Regions from separate parts of the Homo sapiens genome. Here region 2 is linked to region 1. The links are chromatin contacts, found by Hi-C or POLR2A ChIA-PET in ENCODE. All regions are on one chromosome and are shown on one strand. Each heading gives the region's core, a stretch centred on a gene start or an enhancer-like site at or near the end of the contact. The rest is flanking DNA. Distances are from core to core; before and after follow the strand shown. Region 1 holds the start of HGD (homogentisate 1,2-dioxygenase). Region 2 holds the start of RABL3 (RAB, member of RAS oncogene family like 3).

Evidence for each region. Hi-C counts contacts between places; a loop is a spot of excess contacts on that map. ChIA-PET counts read pairs that join two places held with the same protein, here RNA polymerase II (POLR2A). Pooled maps may share reads with other maps.
Region 2: a map of A673 shows a loop between it and region 1 (2.1-fold over the local background). The contact joins the promoter of RABL3 here to the promoter of HGD in region 1. A Hi-C loop is called at or near these places in 10 of 168 maps with a recorded cell type or tissue (A673, B cell, Caco-2 and 6 more), 26 of 37 single-sample maps with no recorded cell type and 10 of 50 pooled maps. POLR2A ChIA-PET finds 5 or more read pairs at or near these places in 16 of 52 experiments (A549, AG04450, CD4-positive, alpha-beta T cell and 11 more).

Annotation. Positions count from the first base shown.
Region 1 is chr3:120,680,092-120,685,726 of GRCh38, reverse strand. It overlaps HGD (homogentisate 1,2-dioxygenase), which reads left to right and starts at 3,488. Exons shown (of 14, transcript NM_000187.4): 1 at 3,488-3,630. The coding sequence starts at 3,616. It overlaps RABL3 (RAB, member of RAS oncogene family like 3), which reads left to right. Exons shown (of 8, transcript NM_173825.5): 8 at 1-789.
Region 2 is chr3:120,740,090-120,746,411 of GRCh38, reverse strand. It overlaps RABL3 (RAB, member of RAS oncogene family like 3), which reads left to right and starts at 3,896. Exons shown (of 8, transcript NM_173825.5): 1 at 3,896-3,950. The coding sequence starts at 3,905. It overlaps GTF2E1 (general transcription factor IIE subunit 1), which reads right to left and starts at 3,668. Exons shown (of 5, transcript NM_005513.3): 1 at 3,618-3,668. RefSeq lists enhancers at 3,616-3,735, 3,616-3,910, 3,358-3,996, 3,876-4,165, 3,997-4,635.

The sequences.
Region 1 (5,635 bases), core at 2,239-4,738:
TTATGAGTGCCATTATAGCAGAATTCATCAAAGCGCATCTTTGACTGCCTCAACCTGATCTCACCTTAATGAACTGATCCACTCCTCCCCACTCAAAGCTACATATGCCAAATTAAACATGAGATGATTGTCATGTCTTCTGTTGGCAAAACAAGTATTTGTCTTTCATGTATTGCTATCATTTTTATTACTGCCACTGTTTTTCCCCTGGGTTCTGTTTTTAATCCAAATATATTTATTTCTAACCAGTGCCTTGCCATCTTACACACAGCCCCCTCTCTAGTACTGTGTTTTCTCAGCTGGCTAATCACTAAGCTTTACCGAGGTCATCAATAACTAATGACAAAGAATGGAACCCCTAAACTCCAACCAAGGTGTAAAACCTCGCTCAGTACCATCAAGTATATCAGGTAATCTCTCCGTTCCATCTTTTTCTCGGAGACATCTGTCCTGGAGTCCTCTGATGCCTAACTCCGTTTTGGAGTGATTACTCTGTAGACCTGTCACACCCTGCTTCACATTACCTTGTAGCAATTCCTGGATGTAATGTTTTCCACTTTCTATCCAACTCTTACTCTATGGGACTTGGCTCAGACATAGTCTTCTCTGGGAAGCCCTCCCTGGCTCTGCTCGTCTGGGCTACGTGCCCACTAGTGCTTCCCCTAGATCCCTGGGCTCTTTCCTGTCAGAGCACTTACACTATGTTGTGATGGTTTTCAAAAATTGTTAAATAAATGAATGTATAATTACATTAATTAAAATGGAAAGCCATTAGACATAGAATCAGAACTTATCTGTAGCTGTGTAAGTTATTTATTCTCCAATCCCAGCAGGACATGATGGCTTATGCCTGTAATTCCAATACTTTGGGAGGCTGAGGCCAGAGGATGGCTTATGCCTGGGAGTTAAAGGCTGCAGTGAGCTGTGATGATGCCACTGCACTCCAGCTTGGATGACACAGCAAGACTCTGTCTCTAAAAAAAAACATTAAGTCAGGTGCAGGAGTTCACGTCTGTAATCCCAGCACTTTGGGAGGCTGAAGTGGGAGGATTGCTTGAGCCTAGGAGTTCAAGTTCAGCCTGGGCAACATGACGAGACCTCATCTCTACTAAAAAATTTTTAAAGTAGCCGGGTGTGGTGGTGTGTGCCTGTAGTCCCAGCTACTCAGGAGGCTGAGATGGGAGGATCGCTTTAGCCCAGGAGGTTGAGGCTTCAGTGAGCCATTTTTGTGCCACTGCACTCCAGCCTGGATGACAGAGAACCTGTCTCAAAAAAAAAATTAAATAATAAAATAATATTTTAATATCCCCTGTGTGTATTCTCTCCTTTTAGAAGGAATCCCTAAAGTTTAGTGAAAGATGTATTCAACTTTAAATATTTTCAAGCCCCTCAAAGTAATTTTAATCCAGTCAAGGAACTGTTAACACTTTCTTACCCCTTCAGAAGTCTCTCATACCTTAGGAAAGAACTGAAACACTTCTTAAATCTGCCTTCACAACTGGTTCAATGGAAGTAACATAGAAAGTTTGTTGAAAAATAAGGCAGTAAAGATTTCCCTTTGTCTTTTATTAGCTCCCATTTGTTTATCTAATGACCAACTGCTAACTTCCAAGATCAATAGAGATTGAAGGCCCAAGGTACTCATAAACTTAGATACACAGGAGATATTTTCTTCGAATTCAGTTTCAGAGTCTGCATGTTATAGGAATAGTGAAAACTTAGCCTCAATAAAGCTAGGGCCTCCACCTACCTTCCTCCTAGGTTTGCATATGAATTCCAGAATAGTTTATATAATGCCACAATGCCATCTGTCTATGCTGACATATGCTGAGGTTTCCTATCAGCTGCCCGGTCCGTAGGCATCAGTCCACATGGTTTGCTACCAGCATGTTTCCTATCAACATGTCCCCTTTGGTCTGGCCCAGTCTGTGCTAGCACCTCATACACAGGCAATAATTCTGCTGCTACTGCAGTATGCTGGAGCCTGGGGACCCTTGGAGGTTGTTTAAGCCCATTTATCTAAAGCAGAGGGTCTCAAACTAGCAGCCTGTGGCCACTTCAAATATGCACATGTTTTTCAACCTGCATGATTATATCAGTTATTTATCACTGCTTAACAAACCACCCCAAAATTTAGTAGTGTGAAATACACCATTCTATTTGTTCCCAATTCTGTGGCTCAGCAGTTCGGGCCAGATTTAACTGGTGGTTCTTCTGCTGGTCTTGCCTGGGATCACACATGTTCTGCAGTCACCTGGCAGCCAGACTGCCTCATTCACATGTCTGGCAGTTCCTGTGGGGCTTGCAGGGCTGTTGCCTGGACCTCTGGAGGCCAGCCCAGCTTCTCTGCACTGTGGTCTCAGGCTGCAAGAATGGGCCCTGTCCTAAGGCACAGGCATGTTTCAAACTCTGTGTCATGTTTGCTACTAGCCAAAGAAAAAGACCCTACCTCTTGATGGGAGGAACAGCAAAGTCACATTCAAAGGGGCACACATACAAGGATAGGAGGAATTGGAGCATTTTTTGCCATCTACCACAGGGTGGTTTCTCTGTCTCTCTCACTCTAATTACCAATGGTTAAAAATTGGAGCTTCATCTTATCTTGAAAAATCAGCTAGCCTACTTTATTCACTTACACTTCCTCCCTCATCTGTTGGCATTTGAGTTGTGATAATGCCTAATTTACAAGATTGTTTTTGTGAAGTTAGATATGGAAAAATCTGACAAAAGCAGAAACTCAATATATGTTTTCTCCTTTCTGAACACCACTAGTCATGAAGCTGCTACCTGCCAATGACCAAGGAGAGCGGCCAAGATGAAGAACAAGGGAGTCATAGAGGAGGTGGCTGGAGAATAATCCCTTGGTCTGTTTTAGAAGTATAGAGGCATTAGGAAACAAAACTCTTAAAGAATTTATAAGAAAACTAAACGTACTTTAAGAAATTAAAAGGAGCAGTAGGAAACATATCAGTTTGCTCTAAGTGAAATATCTCAGGCTCTGAATGGTTCACCCAAGAACCTGAGCTCATTCCTGGGAGGCACCTGCAGAAAACTGGTTCTGGTCCTGGTCCCTGTCTTCAGGTGGCTGTGTGTAAACATCTTACCCCAGTGTACACATCTGCAGCTGGTAAATGCCTGGGGGTTTTCTCACTGCTCTCCAGGAGACTCAGCACTGCCCTGTTCCTTCCTAGCCTGAGTCAGGACTGAGCAGAGAATCCTCCACCACACACAGCAGGCACTATCTGCCACAGTTCCTTTCCCCGATAGCTTCAAATTCTCTGCCTTTTGAAATAAGCCTACTTTTAACTGGAATAAATAATTGGTCAATCTCTACCTCAGGTGAAGAGGAACCAAGCCTCTGGAAACACTTAGGAACAAACTGTAAAAACCAAAGGCAATTGTGTAACCGGTTAAATAAGCTTGCTGGACTTTGTCCCTGTGTATGAGTTAGACAATTCTTTCAGCTAGTTTGAGTGACGCACTGACCAGTGAAGCGCAGTGAAGCAGTGGGAACCGGAATATCCAAAGAGTGGTTTGAAGGAGAAAGAAGCATTGTGGCTTTATATCCTCTGGGCCTGGGTTTCCTGAAGTCACCACACATAGAGGAGAGAGAAAATGGCTGAGTTAAAGGTAAGAAACCATCTGACAAGTTTGCTATGGCTTCTTCAGCCAAAATTTATGGAAGTTTCTGAGAACTTCAGGGTATCAGAGTTGGAAAAGACTTAGAGAGGCCCTGGTTCAAACCCCTGTGTTCAGAGGCTTCCCTGTGGTGTCTGTGGGCACAGCTGGAGCTGAAGAACAAGGGAAAGGTGATAAAGGAAAGAAATGAAGCTCTTATTGGTCATCCCTTGCCTTTGTTCATTTCAATTATTGTCTTGGAAATCTGTAGACATCCTAAGAGCTCCCCTCCACTACGGACATGCACGTTTCTCTCTATGTCTTTTTCCCAACCCCTGCTCTGACACCTTCCCATTGCTGCAGCCTCATGGACCACTTCCGGTGACCAGTTAGATATGCTTGATCTATTTAGTTAATTAAGGCTCTGAATCAGCCCTTGGCCAGAAGAAGCACCTCCTCTAGGAAATCATTCCTTCTTTTTAGTAATACGCAATTGAAAAGTATGTGTGGGTTATGTGCTGTTAGGTGCTAAGCATTTTAGCTATGAATTAACTCATAATCCTCAAAATAAATCTGGGGTATAGAGAGAGGTTCTTGTTTCAATTAGAAAAGTAATGCTTGGAGAGACTATGATTTGCCCAAGGTCACTGCCAATAGATGACTTGATTAGAAGCAGGGTATGTTTGAATGCGAAGTCCAGGCTCAAAAAGGGGCCTTAGTGGCTCCTACTAGACTGGTATCTTAAGGCAAGGAAAACAGAATATGTCCCTAATATCTAAAACCATGCCTAGTGCCCAGGCCAGGCTTGAATCAATGCTCAACGCATGCATGTGTAACTGAACAGAACTGCCCAGAACCTTGGCTCAGGCCAAGTAGGCCAGACCACCCCACAACAGACATCTTCCCTGAATGCAGGGTTTGAGAAGTGCCCTAATGCCCTCTAACTGATGCTGAGTTTGAAGAATCCATCAGTTAAGGGGAGGTGTTTCTGAGTTTGAAGAATCAAACACCTTCCTAATTGGTAGGAATCCTGAAAACACTCCACACCGGAGTAAAAGACTTTGGTTTTTTATCTTTATGCCTGACTAAAAGTTAACTCTCATTCTTTCATTCAGCAAATATTTTGTGCTAGTGCATGACACTGCAGATTAATATCGTAGATGAACTGAGTCTGGGCTAGGTAGAGTCAAAAAAAAATTTCCTAAAGGAGCCTGTACCTAAACTGAGTCTTCAGAGAGAAGTTGGAACTGGCAAAGTGAGGAAGGACGGGGTCTGGAGGGAAGAGTGAGTGCAAAGGCACAGCACATACAGAATGCCTGCATGCTCTAGAATCCAAAACTGTGTCAGCCAAATTTGAGTTGATGGAGGGACAGCCAAACTGAGATACCCAGGCGGTGGTTGGATTTATGGATCTGGATTTCAGGGGAGTGGGCAGGGCTAGGGGAATAGAACTGAGGGTCATGATGTCAGTGGTAGGAGTTGAAGTCTTGGAAGAAAGAGTAGATAGAAACTTTGTTTTCTGATGAACATTCTATGAGGAAGTTCAGCAGAGGTTGGAAACATCTTTACCATTTATAAATAAATTTTATGTAAAATCCTATCCTGCTGTCATGTTTAAGCAACTTATTATGCACAGCACCAGGACATCAATGTAAATTGCATGCCAGTCTTTGCTCTCAGTTTCAAAGGCATTCTTCCCTGCCTGCTGTCTAATCTTTACAAAGAAAGGTTAACTCCAGAGGTCAGGAATCTGAACACAGAAAACCAGATTGCATCATATTCATTCTAATCAATAAACATTATATAATTTTTAAAACTGTTTCTCATCTTTTATTTCTTCATTTTAATGAATATGTCAACACAAAGCCGTAAATGAAATCACATTTACACAAAAGTACAACTGGGGTAAGAAAATTCAAAAGATAAAGTAATAAAATTAAATTTAAAATGAAATACCCTATGTATTTGAGTAAGTTGCTTAGCTTCTCCCAACCTTGGTTTCCTCATTTCTAAAACG
Region 2 (6,322 bases), core at 2,647-5,146, 60 kb before region 1:
GTTCAAGCAATCCTCCTGCCTCAGCCTCCTGAGTTGCTGGGACTATAGGCATGCACCACCACGCCTGTCTAATTTTTGAATTTTTAGTAGAGACAGGGTTTCACCATCTTAGCCAGGCTCCACAGGATAATTTTTAAGAGAGACATCCCATTGAACTATTTCAATGGAGAATCATATTCTGTTATTAATACTAGTTTCAACTAACCCTTTTATTTGAAATCAGTGGTTATCAACCCAACAGATTTAATACTCTTTTTATAAGAAATATTTTTATATCCACAGTACCATACTATAAGGAAACTCTATACACCAATCTATAACCAATCTATGCATATATTTTGGGGGGAAAATATAAGGCCCTTCCTGTAATAAAGGAAAAGTAAAAGTCAGTCAAAAGAAAATACGTACTTTAGGTTATAAATACTCAGGTATGACTACATATTGTAAGATATAACAAAGTAGCACCTAGATCCAAATCTGTGAACTTAGAGCCTTCCTGCTACCCCAGGGCTTAAGGATGCCTGGGAAGTACCTGGGCTCGACACCAAAGTAGTACCACAGCATACTACTGGACACACTTTTCTCTCCTTTTCGGTTTGGTCTATACATTGTACTTGAACCCCGTTTTCATTTTTTGTTGTTTTACATCCTCAACAGTTGTCAGAACACAACATATGGCTTCAGAAACATTCAACAAAGAACAGCAGAAAAATGTCAACATAACCTGTTTCCAGGATTATTTCCTACTATTGTATTCTCCTTCCCTGCCCCATACATGCCATGCCCCAGACTAATAGTTCTCAAGCCTGGTTGTAAGGCAGAATCATCTAGGGAACGTTTTAAGAATACTGATCCTGGGCCCCACTCCTAAAGGTTTTGTCTCAGGTGGTCTGGGGCAGCCAGATTAGGCATCACACAAATTTTTAAAGCTCTTTAGGTGACTCTACTATGCAGCAAAAGTCCCTATTATATATCCTGCCAATGCTCATCCTGCATGGAGAGGTCCCTGTGCCACTTATTGCTCAGCCTGTTTCCTTTGCCTAAAACACCCTAGGGAGCTGTGAAGACTAAAATAAGGGAGTGATATGAGGACTTTACAATCCAACAGTTTTGGGGTTTAAATCTCAGTTCCAGTATTTCTTAGGCCCCCTGACCTCAGAAAATTCTCAGACTCAGTTTCTTCATATATAAAAAGTGATTAAGCCAAGTGCAGTGGCTACAGTGGCTAATACCTGTAATTGCAACACTTTGGGAGGCCAAGGTTGGGGGACTGTCAGAGCCCAGAAGTTGAAGACAAGCCTAGGAAACATAGTAAGACCCCATCTCTACAAAAATTTTAAAACTTAGCCAGGTATGGTGCCATGCACCTGTAGTACCAGCTGAGGTGGATCAATTGAGCCAGGAGGTCAAGGCTGCAATGAGCCATGATTGAGCCACTGCACACCAGCCTCGGTGACAGGACAGGACCCTCAAAAAAAAAAAAAGTGATTAATGGTGCCCTGCTCACACAGTTAATGTATGAACTCAGTGAGATAATTAATGCAAAGTGTTCTGCTTTCAGGGCTGGCATAAGAGTTCAATTAAGTACTGGCATTCATAATAAATCCCCTATTTAGAAAAATGACTCTTATACCAATATGAGGAACGGACTCAAGTGAGTGAAGGTGGAGGCAGTGTGGAATATTGGGGGTATAAAATCTAAACTAAGAAGGCAAAAAAATTGCAAGAAGAGAACAGAATGAATGAAAGTTATTACAGAAAAAAAAATCAAAAGGACCCAACAAAATATATTGGATACAGAATATGAGAGTAGGAAAAATCTTAAATAGCTCTCTGTTTTGAGCCAGCGTAGCTAGGAAAAGTACTGCCATGAGAAATAGGTGACCCCTGACGAGGAGCAGGAAGAAATGAGGAAATCACTTTTAGAAGTGTCTTTGAGGAAATACCATAGGATATTCCTCTGAATATGCCCAGCAGGTAGCTGAACAAATGAAACTAGAGCTCAGGAATGAAATCAAGCTGTGCCACTTTGTTCAAAATCTCTGCATTCTAAAATCCTCCTTCCTGACCACTACCTTCTCTCCTCCATCACTTCCCACTCACGCTGAATCTCCTTACTCAATCTCTAGAGGTCTTAGGTAAGAGTTCTCAAACTGGCAGCCCCCCACGCATTGTATCACCCAAAGAATGTTTCAAAAATTTTCTGAATTAGTTGTCAACATTTAAAAATTGTAAGAGTTCACATAAATTTCAACTTCCAGCTCCTCTTGCAAAATTGGAAATATCTGAGGAAAAAGTGAGCCCATGTTCCCACATGGAAACAATAAGCTGAAGCCGAATAGCAGCTGGCGTTATTAGGGAAGGAGTATGGCTGGTCTCTGGAGACTTCTGAGCGTGGGACCTCCTAGGACCTTTGTTTCTTCCTTTGATCTCCATAGTCCATGAGTCAGATCCCAGCCTCACCTCCCTACCCCAGCCCAGACCCACGTGTATTTTAATCATATCAACATTTAAGGACTACTGTGCACCAGGCACGGAGCCAGAGAAACAAAGTTGAAAAGAAGGCACCCTCTGCCCTCTGTCTACCCTGTCAGCCTCATAACCAGCCACACCAGCATATTCTCAATTCCATGAGCCACATGTGCTTTCCCTGCATCCCAAGGCTTTGCACATGCTGTTCCTTCTGCCCCTACAGCTAAGCCCAAACCCCCTTCTCCTAATCATCCTTCAAGTCTCAAATGATATTTCCTCATGGAGGCCTTCCCAGACTCCCCATTAAGTAGCATACAATCATCCCCTTTCACGTGTTCCATGGCTCTTTCCCCCTTCTTGTACTTTCTCCATGTCTATCTCTAAGACCAGACTTCATCTTGTTCACCAATTAATTTCCAGCATCTAGCATAGCCAGACAAGTACTTCCATAAAACTTTCCATATGTCTCCTAGGCACGTTTTGTTCCAACATGGCTCATCTTGCCAGCTTCCCCCTGCTTCACTTCCTCCACTCTTGTTTCCAAGGTAGAATCGGACAGGCTACTGGGCACTCTCTTCTTAAATTTAAAACAGTTTTAAGCGGGAGGTGCGTGGATCAAATTCAGGATGTTAAAAGATTGTACTGACTGCAGAGTGGAGAAAAAAACAAGAAAAGTGGATGCGAAGAGACCAGTTAGATTACTTCAGTAAATCGCCACTCCAGTTCTAGAACAACTTGGGATTCTACACATCTAACTGCGGTGTTGTGTTACCACATTTCATGGCACTTTCCACGCCTTCACACACACAGCGGCAAACTACCGCGAAACCTCCGGACCCAGCTGCCCTCCACGAGACGCGTTCGGTGATATGCACTCCTCCCCAATGCGAGACTCCGAGACCCCAAACTCCCTCGGACTCTCCCAGTTGGGTCCAGGGCCACACTCGGCGCAGCCAAGCCCGCCCTACCCGAGGTCGCACACGGGCCGCTCCGGGGTCAATGGTTCTTTGGAGGACCAAGAGGACCAAGGCAACAGGGTAATTCATTAGGGGAGGATAGTTAAGAGGGAGCGAAAGGAAGAAGAAATCATGAAATGCAATGCCCGGCCAGGGAACTCCGAACAAGGAACAGGGAACAAGGTTTACCAAGGCGAATCCTGGAACACTCCCACTACAGCTGCCCCCAGCGCTTCAACTACCGGCTTAAATGAACCACGCCCCTTGCGCGACAAAGAAAACGCACTATTCCTGCGACCAGCTGGGGAAGCACCCCGCTACCTTTTACCAGACCAGCCAATGAGTTCAGTGAAACCTTCGATCAAGACAGTCACGCTCCGAGTGGCCAATGAAATTGAAGGCTCTGCCCTCCATGCCCAACTCTGATTGGCTTACAATCCAGGAACAGGCGTTAACCCAGGGAAGGCAGTGGCAAGATGGCGTCCCTGGATCGGGTGAAGGTACTGGTGTTGGGAGACTCAGGTGAGCGGCTTACCCTACCTCTGGGGCTCCAGACACTTTTGAGTTACCCAGTAACCCTCCCCTTAGCTTCCTTCCCTCAACTTCCTGGCTCCTCGGCCCGTGGCTGAAGTCCCTCCCAGGGCCTGAAGACTACACTTCCCAGGGGACTTTGCTCCGTGTGACGACGCGGTGGCGGCGGCGTCGTCGCGCGGGTGGGGGTCGCGGAGCCCGGGTCTTTTGCCTTCGCGGCTTTCCGCATCGGTCTCCCAGGCGACCCCAGCCTAGAGTGTATTGTCAATTCTTTTATTAAAAAAAAAAAAAAAAAAAGCAGGCATTGAGTATTGTATGGGGTTCTATGTTAAGGGTACAGAAGTTAGTAGGACCGTGCCTTCAAGAGATTTTGTTCATTAAGGAAGTCAAACGTGCACTGAGAAACGTGCACTGAGAAACGTGCACTGGCAAGCGCTTCGCATGTATTAACTCATTTAATTCTGAGACAGTCCTGTTATCCCATTTTACAGATGAGAGTAGTGAGGCAGAGAGATGTAAATGACAGAATCCTTTTGAACGCGGAGTCCACGAACTTAAACGCTAAGTTATAATTATGCAGTGACATATTGGGTAGTGGTCCTGTTTTATTCTTAACTGAGCTTAATTTCCTGGTTCTCGTTTGATCTTCATTGAAAACCTATTATGTCCTAGACTGTACAATAGAGAAATTAAAGTAAGAGTTTTATTCTGAAGCAGCTAGGATTTAACGCTGAGCCCAATTTAATCCTAGTGTTAAATATATATATATTTTTTTAATCTCAGTGGATGCAAAAAGAATTCTTTTGACACCTGGGACATTTGAGAACTACAGCTGGCGTCTGGATTTCCAGCTCCCACCTCACTGCCCTTATCTTTTCTTCCATAATCCCCAATTCAGCTCTCCTTAGTAACTTCAATAAATGCTGACCTTGCATTTTATAGAAGCGCTCCTCTGGAGTTGGCCTAAGAGCATGTGTTGTGAGCAAAGACGTTGTGCTAGATGCTTGGAGGTGGAGAGGCTTGAAAACTTAATAGAAACTAAATAAAATTGTGGGCAGCAAATATAGGTTAAGAATGTTTTCACATTGCCCTGAGGATTATTTGCATTATGAAATATTTTACAGAGAGCATTATTTAATATTCCCCTAAGAAAGTTGCCTTTTGAAACTTAATGAACATAATCACAATTTATGTCGACTTCATTTCTATCAGGTAGCTTGAAGTGGTGCCGAAGTTAATTTAATAAAATCACTCAGTTTTACAGATAAAGTAATTGTGGCCTAAAGGGACTTGGCAAGAGTATCACTGAGTAGAATTTACAATCCAGAACTAACAGACTTCTTCATGATACGTTAAGTGGGTGTTTTGTGTCCTTTATAATTCCATTTTCTATTGTATCTAACAATCCCTTCATATTACAAACTGTTGCAACTAGTCAATTTATTTTCTTTCCAACAGGCACTGTATTAGGTTCTGGGGTTATAACTGTGGAATTAATGCGTCATATAACAGGGATAGAATTAGCAGCTACATTAAATGTGGAAAAGTAATCAGGCAATTGATAAGCTTCCCTACTGCCCGCCTCCCCTGTTATGGTTTAGTTGTAAAGCAGAAGACACAGCTGTGATGGCCAGGAAAGTGATTGATGTTGTCACACATTCACTAATGTTAACCTTTATGTGCAAAGTTAGTTATTGTCTTTTTATCTTTTTAAAAGGTAATTTTGTCAGTCTCCTTTTAACTGCGATTTAAAAGTACACAGTCTGACAGTTTAGAATGCACTTTTTACACTTCCTCAGCCTTTCTTTCAAACCCGAAAGTTTATTTTTAAATAAAGGCCATTTCCCTTATAAAATTTTGAGGGTTTCACAAATATATAAAGAAATGACTTAGCCAGACAAGGTGGCTCTAGCCTATAATCCCAGCACTTTGGGAGGTTGAGGCGGGTGGATTGCTTGAGCTCAGTTCAAGACTAGCCTGGGCAACATGGCAAGACCCTCTCTCTACCAAAAACAGTACAGAAAGTTAGCCGGGCATGGTGGTGCACGCCTGTAGTCCCGCTACTCAGGAGGCTGAGGTGAGAAGATCACTTGAGCCCAGGAATTTGAGGCTGCAGTGAGCTAGGATCGTGCCACTGCACTCTAGCCTGGGTGATAGAGTGAGACCCTGTCTCCAAGAAAAAAAAATAAAAAGAATAAGTTGATATTTGGTGATTTGTTTTTATCCTATTGAGATATTTGGTAATTTGGTAAGGAACCCTGAAAGTCTCACTACCATACGGTTTTCTCTTTCTTTCAGAGATTAGGGACTAGTTTAACATATTACCAAACAGCTGTATTTGGAGCTGACATTTATTTATATTG